Regions from separate parts of the Homo sapiens genome. Here regions 1 and 3 are each linked to region 2. Evidence: read pairs that join two places in POLR2A ChIA-PET (ENCODE). Cell type or tissue: Panc1. All regions are shown on one strand.

Region 1 (4,000 bases), 970 kb before region 2:
GATGTGTCGCTAGTACCAATGAGTGAGCGGCGAGCACAGGGGCTGGGATATTCTTTGCAGTTCCACGGGTGGGATCAGAGCCAGGGCGCAGGGACCAGACGGAGCCTGGCTCCCGTGGGGAAGACCGGCCACCAGCTCCCTCCCGCGGTGAACTGGCAGCCTCAGCAGATCATGCCTGTCACCGTGCTGTCTGTGAAATCAGACAACACCATGGTCAAGGGCGCTGCAGGACTGTGTTTTGGAGCCAGCATTCTGCATCATCAGTGACTCCTTAAAAAAACTGTACTTGATAAAACCTGTACACGTAGAGAGGTTCTTAACAAACCCAGCCGGGCACACCAGACTCCACGTGCTCTTGGTGATTTGTGTCTCATACAGGAAGTGAGGTGATCCAAATCGATACCATAAAAGATGTCCCCGTTTCTATGAACTGGGCGTGCCCAGTGCCCGTGCAACTCAGATGCCTGGGAGAGGAGGTTCCGTCACACCATGGCCTGGAGGTGAGGGCAGCTCAGGGAGCTCTCACTGTTTCTTCCTTGCGGGGCGAGTCGGGGGTTCTGGGTGCGTGACTGCATCAGGGACCCCTCTCCCCTTCCTCTGCCATCGTGGGTCAGGGCGGAACCTCCCCGGCCTCTGTTTCTGCCTCTGTAAAGGAGGATTGAGAATCACTTGGGCTTCTTATGACTTTTGTCATTCTAGTCAGGAAGAGGCTTCCTGCGAAGGGCGGAGGCTGACTGGGTTCTTGGTGTTTGGGTGGGATTGAGCAAAGCCCTTCAGTCCATCCACAGGGGGCCTCAGGGGCAAACTCCAGGCCCAGACCAAAGAGGAGCTGCTGGAACATGAAAGGGCGAACCTCTTTTAAATCCAGGAGCTTTGTCGGCTAAAGCGTCCTGCTGGGTTGTAAGAAGCATGTTTCCCCCTCTTAACTAATTGCAGAACAATGGCAGGGACAGAGGGTGCGTGATGAGACCTGGGCCTGCGCCAGGGCACATGCCGACAGCCAGCCCAGCCCCACGATCTCAGCTCCAGCAAGGCCAGCTCCAAAACAAACACCAGCTCCCGGGTTTACTTGGCGGGGAGGTGGGAGGATAACTTGAGAAGTCCCATTCATCCTGCAGCTTCCAGGCCTGGGCGTGCCCCCCTTGTTCTCGGGACAAAGCTCATTGTTCCAGCTGGAGAAGAGCTCCGCTGAGGATTGCCTGCGTTTGGTTTCCGTTCTCTCGCTTTGTGTAACTTTCCAGTGCCTTAAGAGTTCCTCTTTAGCCCTTAGGGTGCTGACGTAAGTGTGGTAAAACGTAGATCCTAAATGGGCTCCTCTTAAATGGTGATTCTTCTTCCCTTTAGACAGTCACCGGCATGCTGCTAGGGGAAGGATATCTGCAGATCGTCGCTTTCGGCACCTTGGTACGAATCCCTCCTCTGCACCAAGTTTTAATGAAGAACCCAGAGTGTGTTCATTCCCTGCCTTGTGCAGGGAAATGTCTTCCCCTTTTTTGTCCTCTTCTGTGTAGTTATTGCGTCTTTGACAGCTGATAGCCCCTCCGCAGGGATTTCTTTTGTTCCATTTTTGGAAGACTTTTGGCAACCTCGTGCTTCCAAAAATTTGGGTGAAAAGTGTGGGTTGATTATTTACACAAAAGTCAGACATATCACAATTAAATCATAATTTCTTTCTGATTACTTCGATTTGACAGTTTGATGTTCAGAAGGCGTGGATGAGGCATCTGGGATTGATGAGCAATGCAGCATGCTCTCAGTTTGTATTATTAGTGGGGCAGGTGATGCTTAGAGCTGATTGGTGAGCACTGCAGCGTGCTCTCAGTTTGTATTATTAGTGGGGCAGGTGATGTTTAGAGCTGATCGCTGAACACTGAAGCGTGCTCTCAGATTGTATTATTAGTGGGGCAGGTGATGCTTAGAGCTGATTGGTGAGCACTGCAGCGTGCTCTTAGATTGTATAATTAGTGGGGCAGGTGATGTTTAGAGCTGATCGCTGAACACTGAAGCGTGCTCTCAGATTGTATTATTAGTGGGGCAGGTGATGCTTAGAGCTGATTGGTGAGCACTGCAGCGTGCTCTTAGATTGTATAATTAGTGGGGCAGGTGATGTTTAGAGCTGATCGCTGAACACTGAAGCATGCTCTCAGATTGTATTATTAGTGGGGCAGGTGATGCTTAGAGCTGATTGGTGAACAGTGAAGCGTGCTCTCGGATTGTATTATTAGTGGGGCAGGTGATGCTTAGAGCTGATTGGTGAACAGTGAAGCGTGCTCTCGGATTGTATTATTAGTGGGGCAGGTGATGCTTAGAGCTGATTGGTGAACAGTGAAGCGTGCTCTCGGATTGTATTATTAGTGGGGCAGGCGATGCTTAGAGCTGATTGGTGATCACTGAAGTGTGCTCTCGGATTGTATTATTAGTGGGGCAGGTGATGCTTAGAGCTGATTGGTGAACACTGCAGCGTGCTCTCAGGTTGTATTATTAGTGGGGCAGGCGATGCTTAGAGCTGATTGGTGAACACTGAAGCATGCTCTCAGATTGTATTATTAGTGGGGCAGGCGATGCTTAGAGCTGATTGGTGAACACTGAAGCGTGCTCTCAGATTGTATTATTAGTGGGGCAGGTGATGTTTAGAGCTGATTGGTGAACACTGAAGCGTGCTCTCAGATTGTATTATTAGTGGGGCAGGTGATGCTTAGAGCTGATTGGTGAACACTGCAGCGTGCTCTCAGGTTGTATTATTAGTGGGGCAGGTGACTGGCTTCTGGCAATGCCAGCAGGATGTAAGATTCTGTGGCTTGCAGTGAGACCGTGTCCGATTTGTGACTTAAACAGTTGTTACTGCACTTGCTCCCTGGAGGACTTGATATCACATGGAGGCAGGACTGTGACCCAGTGAATACCAGGCTGCCAGTGGGACAGGGAAGCCCCACCCTCCCAGATAGATCTTTAGGTGCTGGACAGACCAGCTCCCAATTTCATAGAATAACCCGGGAGCTCCTAACTCTCACTGAAGGTCAGAGACGCTGGGACGGTCTCTGGGTTTGAGAGCCCAGGAATCGGAGGGCAGGGTAGAACTTGAATCTGGCATCCAGTCGGATCCAAGTTCTCGCTCTGACTGAGGTCTGGAGACCCTGAAGAAGCTGGATCAGAGAAGCCAGTAGCCTTGACGGTGTCCAAGCCACATGGATGCCTGAGCGGCAGGGCCTGGAGTGCCTGGGGGAGGCCGTAATGGACGGAGAACTGCTCCTTGTAGCCCCACACTCCACGCGGGAAACTCTCCAAAAGGGCTGGTGACACTCCACGCGTCCCAGGTCGTGGGCAGCCGTGCCCTGCACCCTGCGTCCCAGGTCATAGGCAGCCGCACCTGCATCCCAGGTCGTGGGGAGCTGCACCCTGCATCCTGTGTCCCAGGTCATGGGCAGCCGCACCTGCATCCCAGGTTGTGGGGAGCTGCACCCTGCACCCTGCATCCCAGGTCACGGGGAGCTGCACCCTGCACTCTGCACCCTGCGTCCCAGGTCACAGGGAGCTGCACCCTGCACCCTGCGTCCCAGGTCGTGGGGAGCCGCACCCTGCACCCTGCGTTCCAGGTCATGGGGAGCTGCATCCTGCACTCTGCGTCCCAGGTCGTGGGCAGCTGCACTCTGTACCCTGCATCCCAGGTCGTGGGGAGCCGCACCCTGCACCCTGTGTCCCAGGTCGTGGGCAGCTGCACCCTGCATCCCAGGTCATGGGGAGCTGCATCCTGCACCCTGTGTCCCAGGTCATGGGGAGCTGCACCCTGCACCCTGCATCCCAGGTCGTGGGGAGCCGCACCCTGCATCTGGGCTCATGGGGAGTGGCACATGGCTGCCTCCTACATTCACCCCTCCCAACCCCAGCCTTCATGGAGGGAGTGTCTTCAGTGGGTCATGTGGGTTTGGGAGTGAACTGAGCCGGTCTGCCTCTCCCTCAGGGGAGGCCCAGGGCCCCTGGGATGTGTGCAGACATGCTCTGC
Region 2 (4,000 bases):
CTTTCAAACAGTGAATATGTTGAAATGGACACAGGCCAGAACTCAGATGTCCATTCTTGAAACCACACAGAGGCTGCATTCCCACTAAGCGATGGAGAACCCGGGCTTGGGGGCTGTGCCCTGTGTGCATCACAAACCCCGTCCGCTTCACGTAGTGTAAACTTGGAAACGGTCTCCAAGACGGATTACAATTTACTCACCACTCCCTCCACAGACTCCCACCTTGCCACATTCTATTTTCTGTATCCCCTGTGTGCATTTTGTTAGACTTTTGAGCATGTTCTCAAAATAAAAGTTACTTCTCTTACATTTTAGCCCCGTTCTACTGAGTTGGCAAAATGACCCAGGGTTCCTGTGACGGTGACGAACCCTGACATGCAGGTGAAACCCGAACACACTGGAAAACTCCGGAAACGCTTCCAATACTGCTCCTTGCAAACGCCTGCCTCAACACTTACTGGGAAAACACTCTGGTTGACCTAATTCTCACGTTCCCTTTCTCAAATCAAAATAGGAAGAAGAATGATCTAGAGAGAAAATAAAGATGTGCTCTCGACCCAGCCATCCGCCGTGGGAGTCGCCACCGCACCCAGCAAGTCACTATTGACTCACAATTAAATAGGACTACTTAGAATCTCACTAGATTCCACAGCAGGTACAGCAGTAAGAAAGTGTGCGTCGTAAAAACACCAGGGGCCCCTTCCTCAACTCAGAGTGAGGGCCCACAAATTTAAACGTCTTCTCTATCACCTGGTAATTTCGGTACCTTGTGTAAATCCACTTTTCCCTAGACTGCCAATGATTCTTTCCAAATCTGACAGAAACCATTAAGACATAATTTTACAAAACTTTTCCAATGCACCAAGCTGAACCCTCTCCTCCTTTGGCGGGGAAGGAAAAAACAAAACAAAAACCTCCAGGTCCAGTTTCACATAAACCAAGCAATGGAAAAATTGTGTTTAGGTTTTCAGGTCCTCAATTTAATTCAATGCATTTAAATTGCTATTTTACTCAGTGAATATTTTGTAATTTCTTCCTCACTTGTATCACATCAATATGGGAAGCATATTTTTAGACAAAATATAGAGAATTTCTAACAGAATTTTGAACAACTTTCAGTGCAAGAAGCAGTCTGGGAGAATTCCCAAAACATTATGGTGATTTCTGAGAAGAATAGAAACTTGGATAATTCCATAATTAAAGACCCTGTATCTTTTCTCATTGTACCCACCCACACGTACACTGGCATATGTCCCTCCACACATATGCATACATAATGCATGCATGATGATTATACACGTGTGGGTGCATGCCGTATGTCTAGAAATTGTATAAAATTTAAATCTGCTCCACAGGGTTGCTGACTTAAATAAACACTGTGCAATTCTTGAGGAATAAAACGGTGGCCGCTTTTCTCCGCCTGTTTGATAGACTTACAGTTTCTGGTCTGGGCTGACCTACAACAGTACGTTTTGCCCACTGCCTTTCAGTCGTGATCAATTTTCTCCAGTTACTGGTGCGTTGATTTTCCATATCTTTTGTAACAAATGACCAGACATTGGGCAGCTTGAACATCTCAAATGTATTTTCTCACAGCTCTGGAGGCCAGAAGTCCGACGTCCTCCTCACTGGGATGAAGTCGGGGTGTAGGCAGGGCCGCGCCCGCTCGCCGGGCTCTAAGGGAAGATCCTGGCTGCCTCTCCAGCTCTCCTGGCTGGGCCCCGCCCCCTCGCCAGGCTCTGAGGGAAGATCCTGGCTGCCACTCCAGCCCTCCTGGCTGGGCCACGCCCCCTCGCTGGGCTCTAACGGAAGATCTTCGCTGCCTCTCCAGCTCTCCTGGCTGGGCCGCGCCCCCTCGCCAGGCTCTGAGGGAAGATCCTCGCTGCCTCTCCAGCTCTCCTGGCTGGGCCACGCCCCCTCGCCACGCTCTTAGGGAAGATCCTCGCTGCCTCTCCAGCCCTCCTGGCTGGGCCACACCCCCTCGCTGGGCTCTAACGGAAGATCTTCGCTGCCTCTCCAGCTCTCCTGGCTGGGCCGCGCCCCCTAGATAGGCTCTGAGGGAAGATCCTCGCTGCCTCTCCAGCTCTCCTGGCTGGGCCGCGCCCCCTCGCCAGGCTCTGAGGGAAGATCCTGGCTGCCTCTCCAGCTCTCCTGGCTGGGCCCCGCCCCCTCCCCAGGCTCTGAGGGAAGATCTTCACTGCCTCTCCCGCCCTCCTGGCTGGGCCACGCCCCCTCGCCAGGCTCTGAGGGAACATCCTCGCTGCCTCTCCAGCTCTCCTGGCTGGGCCGCCCTCACTCGCCAGGCTCTGAGGGAAGATCCTGGCTGCCTCTCCAGCTCTCCTGGCTGGGCCGCGCTCCCTCGCTAGGCTCTGAGGGAAGATCCTCCGGGCCTCTCCAGCTCTCCTGGCTGGGCCGCGCCCCCTCGCCAGGCTCTGAGGGAAGATCTTCACTGCCTCTCCCGCCCTCCTGGCTGGGCCACGCCCCCTCGCCAGGCTCTGAGGGAACATCCTCGCTGCCTCTCCAGCTCTCCTGGCTGGGCCGCGCCCCCTCGCTAGGCTCTGAGGGAAGATCCTGGCTGCCTTCCTGGCTGGGCCGCGCCCCCTCACTAGGCTCTAACCCAAGATCCTCGCTGCCTCTCCAGCTTTCCTGGTGCCCGCAGTGCTTGGCTTGCGGCTGGTTCACTCCGATCTCTGCCTCCCTCTGACGAGGCCCTCTGCGATTCCAGTGGACCCCCCAGGACAGTCAGCTCCCATCTTCAGGCCCTTCGCTGAGCCCACCTGCAGGGTCCGTGGAAGGGACATTCACAGGCTCCGCCGACTGCAACATGGGTATCTGTAGGAGGCCATTATTTAGTCTACAATAGGGCCACTAACTACTCTCTAGTTTACATTCAAAATTTTTCTTACTTACATGTTTTTTTTTTCTGTGACTGCTGCATGGGGACATGAAAGTAATGAATAAATAAAAAGCTCATTCCTCCATGCACCTGTCACTTTGGGTCCTGTGACTCCAGCTCCCCACTCCCTGGCCCCCCATTCCCCTGCCTCCTGCACAGCAATGACGCACGTGTATGTCACAGGCACTAAGAGGACACATTTCAAATCTATGGCCCCAAAACAGCAAGTATGTGAGGCGCAGTGTGTGATTGGCTTGAGTTAATCCTTCTACACTGAAAACATACGTCATAGCATCGCATTGTGCTCCATAAATATCATACAATTATGATTTGTTAATTTAAAATAATGTAAATTATAAGCAAAACATAATTAGAAGCCTAGCGGTAAAGAAAATCCAGGTCTAAATGGCTTTCATGAAAAATTGTTCTAAGTGTGTAAAAGAAATAGGGCTCAGCTCACATCTCATCTTCCCAGGATAGGAAAAGAGGAAACGATTCTCGCCTAATGTTTTGGGGAGAGAATAGCATGGATGCTGAAACCTGGAGTTCACTACAAGAAAGAATTATCATTTAATTTTTCCCCAAAAAGTTGTTTTTTGGGGGAAATTTTCCAAAATTTCCCAAGAAATGTAAAAATAGCTAAACAGTTTAACAAATCACCATACAGTGAAATTTTAAATCAGAATAACACACTGTGATCAGGCTGTGTATTCCGGAAAATAAGGACTGTGTAATGACCAAAGATCAACAGAATCACTGATGTCTGCAAAAATAGCAGAGAGGAAAATCCAAGGTCTGTCCCTTCACAGAATCACTGAAAAAACTGAGCAAAACGGTCAGAATCAACTTTGTCAGAACTCTAGAAACACCGAAGGTTTATAGTAACCAAGCAAATGCCTGAGAGATTCACCACAGACGTAGGAGGCGTCTGTAAAAACACCTGCCCTGCCCCAGCCCTGAGGCCAGGCAGCAAACTTGATGTTTCTATTACTCTTGAAATATGCAGGATGTTTACAGACTGCACAAAAGAAAATAGAAATTATTAGTAAAACCTGACATTTAAAAACAATGGTTCAGTTGATGATAAGATAGAAATAAATTAAT
Region 3 (4,000 bases), 110 kb before region 2:
CTGTGGGTGGTACGCTTGGATGGTACACTTGGATAGTATGCTGTGGGTGGTATGCTGTGGATGGTATACTGTGGATGGTATGCTTGGATGGTATGCTGTGGGTGATATGCTGTGGATGGTATGCTTGGATGGTATGCTGTGGGTGATATGCTGTGGATGATATGCTTGGATAGTAAGCTGTGGGTGGTATGGGTGGTACGCTGTGAATGGTATACTTGGATGGTTCGTTGCCAGTCCATGCATCATGAATAGCAGCCAATTCGATCTTTAAAACTCAGTTTTTTGAAATGTTCTTGGACAAGAGTCCTTAACTCTCCTCAGGCTGGGGGGAGGTCCTGCTGCTCCTCTGAGGCCCAAGGACGAGGTGGTGGTGAGGGCTGAGTCCACACGGCCGTGCCGTGTGCAGTGTGTGCTACGTGTGAGCCTCTGCAGAGAGAAACACAAGCACACTGAACTTAGACTTGCCTGAGCATTCCTTCTTTTCCTTGACCTGTTAGCTTTTGCAGGAGAGAAAAATTTTAATTCAATAAATCTAGTAAATTGTAGCCCAAGGATAGGATAGAAGAGCAAAGGTCACAGAAAATCAGTGCCAGAGAGAAGAGAAGAGCCTGGGGCCCCAGGGTGAGGGGCACAGGGCTGGGCAGGGAGGAGAGCAGGAAGTTCCTGGGGGAGGAGAAATGCAGCCTTATCTGGATGCAATTCCACAGTGATTTTAAAAGTTGTATATTAGAATGCTAAAAAGCTAAGCACTATTATAAAATGTATATATTTGACTTAGAAAAAAAGCAACAGCTTTATTGCTGTGACATGCTATTAATTTAAATTGCTTAAATGCACTTCTCATGTATTAGTTATAAAGCTAGACTAAATTGCAATCTTTAATTTTTTGCTGATGTTTTTATTGCTTGGTGATGTATGGAAAATTACGTACCTTCAAGAGTTTTAATTCGTCTTTTTTCTTTTGTCAGCCTCTGGAGACAGGAAGCAAAAAGTAGCAATAAAATGAGATTCTGTCAGTATGTTATAATGATAAACCCAAAGCTTACCACTAGCTCATTTACAATTTTGTAGCAAGCTTACAAAAAAAGAATTAAAAATTTTACATCAATTTGTAATAGACTGTATATTCATTGATATTTCTGAAGTGTTTTATCTATCCTATAGCACCTTCAAGAGTACACTTTTTAAAACAAGTTTAGAATAGTTTTAGATTTACTGAAAAGTTGCACAGATTGGAAAGCGTGTTTCCGTGTCCCACACCCACATTCTCCTGTTAACACCTGACGTTAGTGTAGTGCTTGTGTGACACAGCTGATGACCCAGTTTGGAGCCAAGTTGTACAGACGTGGGGATAACCAGGGACACTGATCCTGGGAGTGGCATCTGAAGAGGGGCAACCTTGTGGGGCTGAGTCTTTAGCCCAGGGGCCTGGGCTAACCCCAGGTAGAAAGCATCAGACTTGAGTTAAGTTGTAGGACACCCAGCTGGTATTTAGGGAGATGGAGAGTGGTTGGTGTGGAAACCCCTCAGCCCCCACCCTGACCTAGTGTCCCACGTGAAGTTTTGAGAGGGGCCGGACAGTCAGGGAGGACCGTTTTCCTCCTTCTGTGACCAAAGGACCAAAGGAAGACACTGTATCACACGAAATAGTTAACCATGCTTCCATTCATTGATCTAATGAAGAAAGTATATTTTGTGAGATTGCAAAACAAAACCCAAGTGTGTGTTCCACACAGGAAATCCTCAGGAAATGAGACCCAGGAAGTGAACGCAAAAGGCGGAGCCACACGATACCAGGCAGACAAGAAGGCAGGTTGGTGACTCAGCATCGGGTCTCCAGGCACAAAGAAGGAGGAATGATGATAGAACACTGCCAGGGATCAATTACAAAATAAATAATCAATATTCATAGACAAGGAATGCGGCGTGGTGAGGTATGAAGACGGTTCCTTTGTTCCTTGTCCGGCCTTTACCATTCCTTCCTTCTGCTAAGTGGGGGCTTAGTGTGTTCTGGCTTCCCCGGGTTTCGTGAGGTGTAACGTGAGGCTGTTTATTTGGCGTCTTTCTTCTTTTTTGATGTAGGTGTTTATTGCCAAAAACTTCCTTCTTAGAACTGCTTTGCTGTGTCCCATAGATTTTAATATGTTGTGTTTCCATTTTCATTTGTCTCAAGATGTATTTAAATGTCCTCTATAATGTTTTCATGGACCCACTGGTGATTCAGAAGTAAGGTGTTTAATTTCCCCGCCTTTGCGGATCTTCTGAAATCCCTTCCGTTATTGATTCTAGCTTCGTACCACTGTGGCTGGGAATGGTATTTGATGTAATTCTGGTCTCTTTAAATCAGGCAGGACTTGTTTTGTGCCTCAGTGTACAGTCTATCCTGGAGAATGCTCTGGGACACTAGAGAAGAGCATGTTTCTGGCTGCTGCTGGATGGGATGGTCTCAATGGGCCAGTGAGCCCAGGTGCCTGACACGTAGTTTAAGGCCAATCCTTCTTCACTGATTTTCCACCTGGATGGTCTGCCCCCTGCTGGCGGTGGGCCCCTGAGGCCTCTCAATATTGTTACTTAATTGACTTGCTGCCTGCTTCTCCCTTCAGATTTAGTAACATTTGCTTATATACTTAGATGCTCTGACGCTGGTAAAGATGTATTTACAATTGTTACATGCTCTTGATGAAGCCACCCATTCAACCTCACATCATGACTCTCTTGATCTCTTTTTACAGGTTTGACTTAACGTCCATTTAATCTGACAGGAGTGTGGCCACCGTTGCTCCCATTTGCTTTCTGTTTCTAGGGAATGTATTTTTTCATCCTTTCTCTTCCAGCCTATGTGTGTCCTAATGGGCATAGTGAGGGAGAGGGAGAGAGGGAGAGAGAGAGAGAGGTGAGAGAGAGAGAGAGAACCCTATCCCTTTTTTTTTTAATCAGAAACCCACTCCTGCGATGAAGGATGAATCTTCCTGAGGGCAGAGCTCTTACCGCCCACTCGCCCCTCTAAGTTCCCACCTCCCAAGGCCGTGTCTCTGGGGATGAAGTTTCCAACACACAAACATTGGGGGCACCTTCAAGCCACGGTGTCCTGTAAACCAGCGTTCCAGCATTTGCCAAATGGTGTTTCTTTTACCAGGAGATAAGGACTCTGATCAGGTCCTTTGGAAAGAGCAAGTGAGTCTTTGATTCTCTCCTGGATATTCATCATATGTGTTAGGAACTTAAAGAATCCCTGTAATCCCAGAGTTTAACAAAGACACACATGTGTTTTCAGCAACACCGAGTCTTACACGAGTATCTCCGAGATGAATGTGATTGTGCCTGTCTGTGAAGCTCGTGGCAACCACCTTCCCCAGGGAAACGCTTCTGTGGCCTGCAGGAGCCCTTAGGTCTGGCCGTGGTGTGAGCACAGGGTTTGTTCTGGGAGATCCATCCAGCAGCAGTTTGTGTGGGATGGATTAGAAGAGCAGGAATCAGGGGTGGACGACCGGCTGGCCGGGCATGGCTCCAGCTCCGGGGAGTGACGGCCAGAGGCTGAGGCGGGTGGGCCACCCCCACCATGGGGAAGCAGGCAGACCAAGGAAGGAACTCAGATGCTGACAGGAGAGAGAGAAGAGAAGGGTGAAGGTGGTGGGAGGGAGGTCCTACAGGACTGGTCTGTCCCTTGCTCTTTCCAAAGACGATGTTGGGATTCCCCCTCCACTGCACATTCCCTTTCGGTACGTAGGAAGGTGCCTCACGGGCATCCATGTCTCACGGTGTTGGAGAGCTTCAAGACTTTTTGAAAAGCCTCTGCCCAAACTCTCGGTTCAGCAGCTACCAGGTATTTACCTTGGAGAGGTAAGTGAAGCTCTCCCTGGCTTGGTTTTCTCATCTGTGAAACAAAACTGCTCTTTCCTGAGAGGACTGAATAAAATCGTGTGCTCAGTTGTGATGCTGGCTTCGTGAGAGGTAGCCTGTCAGGCAGTGCCAGTTCTGTTTGAGAAGAGCCTCTGGTGTC

The links. Peaks named below come from ENCODE experiments on the same cell type or tissue, not always from the same donor. Only the 100,000 strongest peaks of a DNase experiment are listed, where the experiment ranks them.
Region 1: POLR2A ChIA-PET joins it to region 2 with 6 read pairs; 2 of 35 experiments call an interaction of 5 or more read pairs at or near these places.
Region 3: POLR2A ChIA-PET joins it to region 2 with 6 read pairs; 1 of 35 experiments calls an interaction of 5 or more read pairs at or near these places.

Annotation. Positions count from the first base shown.
Region 1 is chr2:1,705,175-1,709,174 of GRCh38, reverse strand. All of the region lies in intron 1 of PXDN (peroxidasin), which reads left to right. Among named protein-coding and RNA genes, the nearest start is that of PXDN, 37 kb to the left of the region's middle. RefSeq lists enhancers at 300-944, 945-1,590, 3,441-4,000. In Panc1, no CTCF peak of the experiment used is centred here; no DNase peak of the experiment used is centred here; H3K4me3 peaks cover 425 bases; H3K27ac peaks cover 2,148 bases.
Region 2 is chr2:738,568-742,567 of GRCh38, reverse strand. It overlaps LOC105373480 (a long non-coding RNA gene), which reads right to left and starts at 3,083. Exons shown (of 5, transcript XR_007086128.1): 1 at 2,618-3,083. In Panc1, no CTCF peak of the experiment used is centred here; a DNase peak (open chromatin) is centred at 1,857; H3K4me3 peaks cover 1,800 bases; H3K27ac peaks cover 916 bases.
Region 3 is chr2:853,153-857,152 of GRCh38, reverse strand. The region is part of intron 1 of LINC01115 (long intergenic non-protein coding RNA 1115); the gene reads left to right. Among named protein-coding and RNA genes, the nearest start is that of LINC01115, 13 kb to the left of the region's middle. RefSeq lists an enhancer at 1,561-2,758. In Panc1, CTCF peaks have their summits at 2,332 and 2,535 (motif pointing left); a DNase peak (open chromatin) is centred at 2,489.